2 separate regions of the Homo sapiens genome follow, and region 2 is linked to region 1. The links are chromatin loops, found by intact Hi-C in ENCODE. Cell type or tissue: PC-9. All regions are shown on one strand. Region 1 overlaps NRCAM (neuronal cell adhesion molecule). Region 2 overlaps PNPLA8 (patatin like domain 8, phospholipase A2).

Region 1 (5,000 bases):
CCAGATATTTTAAAGCAGGATTGAATGAGATAAATGGTAGATTCGTCTTCTGAAAAATAGATCACCCTATTTAAAATCACACATATTGCTAAAAGGACTGAGAGTAATGATAAAGAGCAAAGCCTTTTCATATCTCATTTAATTTAACTCCATTCAAAGCAACTTTTCGTATGTTACCTATAGAACCTGTGAAACAGAAGGGGGAAAAATTCCCTTCTTTGATAAACTTTTCATCATTGAAAAGAAATGCAATTCAAGGTTCCCTTATTTCTTTTGCCTCAAATTCATATTAAATCACAGAGCAAATATTCCCCTGCATTACTTACTATGTATTTCAAAAGAAAACCCTACAGTTTTGACAAAGGATTCACATCAAGCCTGAGAGAAACAGCTCTCCTGTTGCTTACTTAAGAAGTCTTGTCTTTAGAAGGAAAATAAAACCTTTCTTTTTCTCTCAAATGAAGGAGGAAATTATTTTAATGAAAAAAATCAGCTCTCTACCAGAATTTGAAGGCCACGCATTACTCGCCATTTCATTCTCCTCTATTTGGGCTTTTCAGCATCCCAACATGGGTGGGTTCCATGCTGGTTGAACACATAACATGATCTACACTCTCCAAGCAGATAAACAAATATGCTGATGTGACTAGATGCCCTTTGACACACTAACTATTGCTCTGATGCCTCATCAGTGGCTCGCCTCAGTGACTGGATAACTAAGTGGGTAGGACATCATCTTGACTGTGAAAGACATTTTTCAGCAGTCAACTTGGGGATGGTCACTTTTTATATTTTAAATATTTATCTTAAGGAAGAAGTACACAAATGCACATCTCTAGCCATGCTGTGCTTTTCAATCACAGATTTTAAGTCTGAGACTGTGGAGGAAAGGTTAGAGAGAAATGGACAATGACGACTAATAATTAACACATCAACAGAGTCAATTACATCTACACCACTACACAATCATTAATGCACCTCAGAAAAAAGTAGTCCGGGATAATAGGACTATAGAGATGATAATGATCAAACAAGACAAACTGTGAGAAGCTTTAAGGACCACGTTTCTAATTTCCTCCTAGTCCAAAGGAATCTTCCACAGTAGAGGCTCTACCAGGAATGTAGTAACTAGAACCTGGACTAGTACCTAAGGAATGGTGAACAATAAACAGGTGGTTTTTACCCCAATAACAGATAATGGAACAACATCCTGATAATAGCTCAAAATCTCTACTCCTCAGAGCACTATAACTAATGATCTTATTTGATATTCATAAAAACCCCAGAAAACAGAAAAACAGGTATTTCTACCCATTTAACAGACAAGAAAATAATCCAGTCCTAATGGCTACCATTCACTGAGCCTTTTCTATGTGCCAGGCACAGCGATGAGTCTCCTCCAGGCATTAACTTATCTTCCCAACAATTCCAGAAGGTAACTTTTATTACATTTCTTAACTTACTGATAAGGAATTCAAGGTGTAGGATGGTGTCACCTGCTTAAATGTCACGTGATATGTGAAGTACCAGATCTAGAGCTCCAGTTCCGGAAGGTTCTGGAGCTTTTAGCCATCTCACACTGCCTCACCCCGAGAGGTCCCTAGCATTTCCCTCCCTCCTATATCCTCTTATTTTTTAATTAGTCAATAAGCAAACAGAATTACCAAGTTTAGTTACTGATGTTAAAAAAAGAAAACCTCTAACGGTTTCTGAATATCTATAGAAGATCTTCACAGTGTTGCCCATGGCACAACTTTAGGAGCTTCTTCACACCAGATTCTATGTGAATAGGACCCCATGGACTTCTACCACATGCGGGCCCTGGCCTTCTAAAGGAAGAACAATTTAAGACTATGTAGACAAGATGTACTTTAAAAAGTTAATTTTAAAAGTAGGCAGTGTGTGTACATGGTACAATATTCATAAAGTACAAAAGACCACAGAATGCAAAGTAAGCAACCAGCAACCCCCTTTCTCCCTTAGGAAGCAGTCATTATTACCAAGTTTTGTGAATCCTTCCAGAGAGAGTTCAGGCATAAAGAAACATAAAAATATATTAAGCAATAATTTAAGGACATTTTAGATTTAGAAAATTATTAAAAAGCTTTTGGGACACTGACATTAGATTATCAAAGATACCAAGGTCTTTTGGAGTGAAATCCAGTTATTTGCAACACACATGATCATCTGAATACAGGATTTTTCACATCTCTTTTACTTAGCACAGCAGTAACAAGAAAGAAAATAGAACAATATGAGGCAATGATGTAACTGAGAGATCTAAGACAAATGATGAAGCATAGTTAATGAAAAGCTCATGTGTGTGAGACTAATAGCAACCCTGACCAAGGATGGCACCTGTTCCACACTTTCCAGGCTTGTCCAGCCAGCTATCTGATGACAGTTGTCAGGATTGGCTTCTGGGATGAGAGAGCTGATTGGAAAAGGAAAGATGGTTGGGGAAAAAGAGGAACGAACTAGTTCTTTGCAAACGAAAGGGAATTTCCTTCTTTATCCCACCTTCCAATCCAATCACAATTCACTAAACAGAGTGGGGAGGAGACTGCTCCACTCTGAATGCCTGCCATGCTCACAGTCTTTCTTCTGCATTGACCTCATCACTCTGACCAAGGCAAAAAGAATCAGGGTGGGTGTTCAGCCTTTGTCTGAACAAAGGCAGGGAGCCATGTAGAGCCTGTGAGTTGACTTGGCTGCTTGTGAGGCACTGAAGAGTGACCAACTAAGTGGTAACAAATTCCTTTGTCATAGAGAGGGTGAATGTGAGACAGAGAGAGAGTGAGTCAGCGGTTTGGAGCAGGAACAAAAGCCAAAGGTCAAATAGAGGCAAGGCAGTAGGAGCAAGCATGAGTAAGCAAAAGATATGAGGCATCCAGTGCAGAATGAAGCCAGTGGGCAGCAGAGGATCAATAGAAACAGAAACAGAGAAGAGCTGAGTGGCCATGACATCACCAGAACACTGGATAGGTGATAACAAGCACCTACTACTCTTGCATTATAATCACCAGGCCTGTAAATCTCTTGGTACCCCAAACAATGTTCCAATTCTCTGTGAAGTTTGCCACACTAGTGACTGAGGTTGAGACATCTTCCTGTCCTTCTCCAGTCTTGTGTATTCTACAACAAAATTTCATTAATATGGCAGGTAGACTGTTGCATTGGTGGCCCCAGGAAGCACCCTTCCCAGTATCCATGCCCTTGCATAGTCAACTCTCACAATGGCTGTGGGCTTGGCCATGTCACATGCTTTGGCCAGTGGGATTTTTAGCAAGCAATATGTGAAAAGAGGTGTGATGACCATTTGCACACTGCAGCTTATCCTCTTGTAATGTTCCCTCTGGGAAGTATGAGCCATACTACTAGATGATGAGAAGCCAGTGGAAAGAGACCCTGGGAGATGAGAGACCATCCTGGACTCTCTGGCCCCAGCTGAGCTCCCAGCCAAAAATAGCTGAGCCAGTGACTTTTTAAACTACATGCAACAGAAGAACCATCCTGCCAACCCTCAGGATTATAAGAAATAATAAACTGTTGTTGTTTGAAGTCACAAAATTTAGGAATGGTTTATTATATAGCCATAGATATCTGCAATAATGAATTAAGATAAACTGAGATTGGCTCTTTCTTGCAACCAGAAACATACTAACATGCACATTTAGGAGGACTGATGATCCAAATGTGCAGGTCTCCTTACAAGGTCATGGCCGAACCTAAATTAGTAAATAGTGTGGCAATGTAGACTTCTCTTCAAAACTAATCTATCCTTTTTGGTTTTTCTAGATACTTCTCTATATATATGTTGGTGCAGCCAAAGGGCACATACTTAACTTACATTTCTCACACAAAACTTATAGTCAGAATAAATAGAAGGTGGTTAACACTGACCATTATTTTAGCATAAATTTGTTTATGCTAAATTATTTTAGCATAAATTTGTTTATGCTAAATTATTTTAGCATAATTGTAAATTATGCCTAATTTATTGTCTTAGGCATTATACTAATTTATTTCTAATGCAGAATAGCAAAGATTAAGGTAGAGAACAGGATGAGAGAGTCCAATATTGTTAGTCTATCCCTCCTACTTCCCCATCTCCGTGAATCATACTAGAACTCTGGCTGAGGTCAGCCCCAGCTTCTATTCTTCTCACTCTCCCACAAGACAGGTAATCTGGAGAAAGGGAGGAAAGAGGGGCAAGCCAAACCACAGGGATAGGCCTCTTCCTTCCTCACAAAGTCCACTTCTCAGCTGATTCCCTTCACATTAGAAAACAGAAACAAAGTTCCATTTAAAAACAAAAATGGAAAGTAGGAAACTGCTCTAAAAGTGAGGTCTGAGAAATGAAAATTTAATTCTGAATATGGGTCTTCAGAGCAACACATTCAGAAACATTTGTGGAGTCACTGAAACAAGCTCTAGCTCTATTTATCTTCCTGTAAACTGAGATTTCTACAAATAGCACTGAGAAGATGTAAGGATTGGAAACAGTTTATTAAAAACTTCAGCAAAAAAGGCCCTTCAGGATATTGATATTCTAAACATGCTATACCTTATCCACTTGTCAAGAAAGCAACACATGGCAAAATGGCAGCCATTTAATAGTAAAAAATAGCATTTTGAAATGCCAGGCAGGCTAGTCACTTTGAAAAATATTGTGTCACATTTCAAAGGTAAACCCTGCTATGCTTGCTGAATGGTATGAACCAGTTAGGGTAGGGACGCAGTGTACAGGTCAAAATCTCAATGTGTACTCCTTTCCTAATGAGTGTGAAGGGTAGTAATGCAAGGAGAAGAGAGAGCAGGAGAGAGAATTAACCTCATGGTAGAAGTCCATGGGGTACCATTCACATTCTACTCCAGTGAGAAATTAACCTAGAAGTCTCAGTGCTTAACATAATACAATTGATACTTCGCCTGTTCTATCATCCAGTGTGGGTGTGCAGGCACCTCTGCTCGAGGCTGACAGAGGTGCCACCATTTTG
Region 2 (5,000 bases), 250 kb after region 1:
TCATGAAATAGAAATACAAATTGATGTTGGCAGATGAATAAGCTAAAACCACTGTATTGAAGAACAAATTCAGCCATGTATGTATCAAGATTCTTAAAACATGCATATCCTCTGGCCCACAATTTTACTTCTAGAAATTTACTTTACTTAAAGATATAGCCAGAGATTTAAGTAAAGATGTTTATCTAAATTTTATTTTGAACTGCAAGAGTATCTGAAGTATCCTTTTCTAAGAGAGGATTTGTTAAATAAAAAACAGTATATCCATAAAATGGTGAAGAACCATTAATATATGTTTCAAAAAATATTAACTGACATAGGAAATAATCTGTGCATTATCTGAATTTTGTAAAGAGAATGGATACACACACACTCACAACTACACACATATACACTTGTCTATCTGTAAGAAATTACACAAAAAACACATCACCATGTTAATAGTGCTTTTGTTCTTAGTGGGATTATAAATTATTTTTATTGTTTTCTCGATATATTTTCTATTTCCTATATAATAATTATTTTAAGAAGACATCAACATTGGACCCAATAAATATGCTTCTTATATAGTGACCTACTAATATATTCTGAAATGTGAGAAGAAATTTAAAGTTTTCTATGACAGCATTGTTCATAATCCCAAAAAATTAGGAACATAAATGTCGTAAATGTCCATAAAAATCCTAAATGGAAATGATTAAGAAAGTGTAACATCCCACTCTGGAGTACAGTGTAGTCTTTAAAAATATGTCAGGAGATTTTAAGAACGTTTGAAAAAAGGAGAAGGATACGAATTTACAACTACAATCTAATATCAGCTATACAAAATGTATAAGGTCTAATAAACTAGAAGGAGATATATTAAAGTCTACAGCTCTGAATAACAGGATTGTGGATGATTTTATGCTTATATTTTATGATTATATATACTTTGGGAGGCAGGCCAATCACTTGAGGTTAGGAGCCTGAGCAACATGGTGAAATCTTCTCTCTACTAAAAACAGAAAAAATTAGCTGGGCATGGTGGTGCACACGTGTGGTCCCAGCTACTTGGGAGGCTGACGTGGGAGGATCACTTGAGCCTGGGAAGTTGAGGCTGCAGTGAGCCAAGATAGCACCACTGTACTCTACCCTGGGCAACGGGAGTGAGAGCGTGTGTCGAAAAACAAATAAAAATAAAAATAATTGAATATTTTAGAATGACTTGAGACACATTTAATATGTTAAGTAAAAACAACAGGATGCAAGTATCTCATATTTTTAAAAAAGGCAATTGCAACTTTTACATGCAAATCTCACACACACAAACCCCCCAAAACAATTACTAAACTATGATTCACCAAAATACTAACAGTGGTTATCTCTAATTAGTCAAATAATTTAATATTCTTGATATTTTTCAAATTATAATATGCAAGAATATAATTTAATATTGACATTTTTCAAATTATAATATGCACATACTACCTATATAATCAGAAGATTTAAAAAGAGTAATTGTAACTTACTTAAGAATGTTTTCCCATGTTTGACTGTCATAAAATGCATGGCTCCAACTCATTTTTACTGTTCCAACAATGACATTTTGTGAAAATACATCTGATCCTAATTTTCGATAAAGTTCCTCACATTCATCCAAGGGCATATGAAACAACCCCAACATGAAAGCTAATATGGCACCTGGAAAAAAGAATCCTTAGCTTTTATCAGTGTTAAGTTATAGCCCTTATGATGTAAGATTTCCTGAATCATAGTTTTGGCTTAAATTTTAGCGTTGATACTTTCTAGCTATGTCACCTGGGACAAATGACTTTCCTTCTCAGAGCCCCATTTGTTTCAGGGGTAAAATGGGAGTAATAAGAACAACCAAAATTCATGTGTCTTACTGGGTTAACAAATGTAAAGGGATTTACCAGGTCTCAAAAAGGATTAAATAAATGCTACCCCCAATAATGATAATAATAATAATTTAAAAATATTTACAAATGTGTTGTTTTACATTAAATTATATATAAGATACTATGGTAGATAATTCACGTTCTTTCTAACATCAATGAATTACTTAGTTTTAGTCACAGAATATGGTATATTTGACAACTCACCAAATCACTAAGCAATTCTCCTTCAAGTTAGTCCTAGGAACCAATGTAATTAAACATATTAGGTACTCTTGGATGTCCTTTTAAACAGCTGATTCCATATCTAGCTATAATAGGTAGGACACACTGCCACCTAGTGTGCCTAACTGGCATAACCATGAACAAAAGACAAAAAAGGAAGTACAAAATTTTGGGGTATGGAGAGAGGGCTGAAGAAGGCAAAGGACTATGATCTTAAACATAAGTGCTTAATGTTCTTTTCCTTAATGTACTGCCAGAATGCACCACTTCCATATAATAATAATTACCTGTGCTTACACCACAAATGTAATCAAAGAGCTGATGAACTGGCTTCTGAGTAAGTTCAACTAATTTTCGTAGGGTCTGGAGAGCAACCACGCCCCTACAGAAAAGATTAAAGACAAAATGACAATTCCTGTTTAAAGAAAAAATAATTTAAGCTGTTGAATAAAACAATCTAATAATTGCTTTTAGAGTTTATATGCTAACATGAAAATTAATAATATAAATCAAAATCAGTAAAAATTGCCTGTCCAAATTTTTAGTATTACTTTTGAAAATCTAATATCTAAATGATAAAAAAACCTACACTAAGGCAGCACATTTTAAAATTTATATTAGTATCTCTCTCTTGTTTTTTCACTGAACCCATCCTTCTGCAGAACAGTATCTCTTTAAGAATAAATCTGGCCAGGCAGTGGCTCATTCTTGTAATCCCAGCGCTTTGGGAGGTTGAGGTAAGAGGATCACTTGAGGCCAGGAGTTCAAGACCAGCTGAACAATATAGCGAGATCCCATTTCTACAGAAAAAAAAAAAAAAAGTAAAAAGAAGAAGAAATCCACTCAAATACACTTCTTAAGAATGCCAAAAACCAACAAACAACTAAATAAGAATACAAAGATATGCCAATATAAAATTGAAAAAAAAAACAAAAAACAAAAAAAAAAACAAAAAAAACTGGAAAACACTTAAAAACTCACTCACTGGTTTTGGAATGCCATACCTTGGTTTCCTCTCTTACTAACATAGTTGGTCACCTATGACTCTATACATTTTTGTCTTACATATTTCACCAGATTTTTTTTTTTGAGATGGAGTCTCACTCTGTTGCCCAGGCTGGAGTGCAGTGGCTCACTGGGCTCACTGCAACCTCCGCCTCCTGGGTTCATGCCATTCTCCTGCCTCAGCCTCCCGAGTAGCTGGGACTACAGGAGCCTGCCACCATGCCTGGCTAATTTTTTTTTTTTTTTGTATTTTTAGTAGAGACAGGGTTTCACCATGTTAGCCAGGATGGTCTCGATCTCCTGACCTCATGATCCACCCGCCTCAGCCTCCCAAAGTGCTAAGATTACAGGTGTGAGCCACTGCACCCGGCCACCAGTCAGATTTTTAAGCTCCCTTTTCTTTATTCATTTTTAAAAACTCTCAATAACTTCAGGTTAACCCTCTATATTAATGGTATATTAATTAATGTTGCTGACTTTGCTCATTTCTGAATCCTTGCCAACAGCAGTTAATAGCTTCATGAAGGAATGCGAAACGATGAAAAAGCTTAGGAGATATAGACCAATTGAGGGTGTATGTACCATGTAAACTGTCATGTGTGTATCATGACAATTTTTAACAGTGGGAGAATAAAAAAACGATGAAAAGCTCTATTCCCAACACAAGGTAGGGGGTAGGTAAGTCCTGGAACACAAAGGTAGTTAGGCATCAAAAAATTTTGAGTGTCAAATTGTGCTTGATAATGTTAACAAGAAGTAACTAGAAAATTATGTAAGATTAAAGTAGAAAACCAAAGATGCTGATTTTTTAAATACAACAAATAATGTGCATTTGAGGAGAGTTAAGATATCTTATGAAAGAGGTACATTATTAATTCAAGACAAGACATGATGAATTAAATGTAATGCTGGATAAAATATATTTAACAATGTGACCTCTATTATCACAAAAAGGAAATAAAATAGGCACGTATATGTTCACACAGAAAAAGATTAGAAGAAAATAAATCAAAATACTAAAATAATCTTAAGAGTTGTGAGCTATGGTTTTGGGGTTTTTTTCTCTCTCAGGTTTTTCTAACTACTCGTATAATTGGGAAACTTAACTATTTAAAAATGTTGTACTCATAAATTCCGAATGAATTTAAATACGTATATATCTGCCAAGTTGCCACAGCTGTCTGTGTCTACCACTGTAGGTTCTCTTATAACAAAGAAGTCAAAGACAGGGTTTTTTATTTTTTCTCTCAATCCCTCATACATTACTGCTTTCCGCACAAACCTCCCATCTGGGCTGCTTTCCCATATTCCCCTAAACCAAGTTTTCTCAACAGCAGAACCGCTGACATTCTGGGTTGGATAATCTTTGTTTTGCGGGGCTGTCCTGTGCACTGTATGATGTTTAGTCACAACTGTCCTCTTCAAACTAGATGCAAGTGGCAGTGCTCTAGTTGTGACAACTAAAAATGTCTCCAGACACTGCCAAATGTCCTTTAGGGAGCAAAATCACCTCCAGTGGAGAATTACTAACCTAAACCTAACTTCATCCTAACCCACCCCTAGATTTTCCCAAATTACCTCACACTGATTTCCTCCCTATATGACTAATACAACTCTTATTCTACAAGATAAACTATTTATTGGATACAAACTTCTTTTTCATCATGCTTGTCTGACCTTAGACATGTGAATGTTCTTCAATTTTCTTCCTTCCTTCCTATCTCTACATAAATATAACTTCTTTAAAAAGAAGTCTTGGTCCTGAGCATTCTTTAAAATAGTACTCTTCCTCTCTATCCCTTTACTTTGCTTTATTTTTCTTCATAGCACCCAGAATAACATATTTTTGTTTTTCTATTTGTTGTCTTTTCCTTC

The links. Hi-C counts contacts between places; a loop is a spot of excess contacts. Peaks named below come from ENCODE experiments on the same cell type or tissue, not always from the same donor. Only the 100,000 strongest peaks of a DNase experiment are listed, where the experiment ranks them.
Region 2: a loop joins it to region 1, with 8 times the contacts of the local background. A loop is called at or near these places in 1 of 110 quality-filtered maps.

What each region holds. Positions count from the first base shown.
Region 1 is chr7:108,243,647-108,248,646 of GRCh38, forward strand. All of the region lies in intron 3 of NRCAM (neuronal cell adhesion molecule), which reads right to left. Among named protein-coding and RNA genes, the nearest start is that of LAMB4, 120 kb to the left of the region's middle. RefSeq lists an enhancer at 2,236-3,435. In PC-9, no CTCF peak of the experiment used is centred here; a DNase peak (open chromatin) is centred at 2,785; H3K4me3 peaks cover 627 bases; H3K27ac peaks cover 3,820 bases.
Region 2 is chr7:108,495,076-108,500,075 of GRCh38, forward strand. PNPLA8 (patatin like domain 8, phospholipase A2) reads right to left here. Exons shown (of 11, transcript NM_001256007.3): 6 at 2,408-2,502; 7 at 1,509-1,680. Among named protein-coding and RNA genes, the nearest start is that of PNPLA8, 29 kb to the right of the region's middle. In PC-9, CTCF peaks have their summits at 2,238 (motif pointing left) and 2,440; no DNase peak of the experiment used is centred here.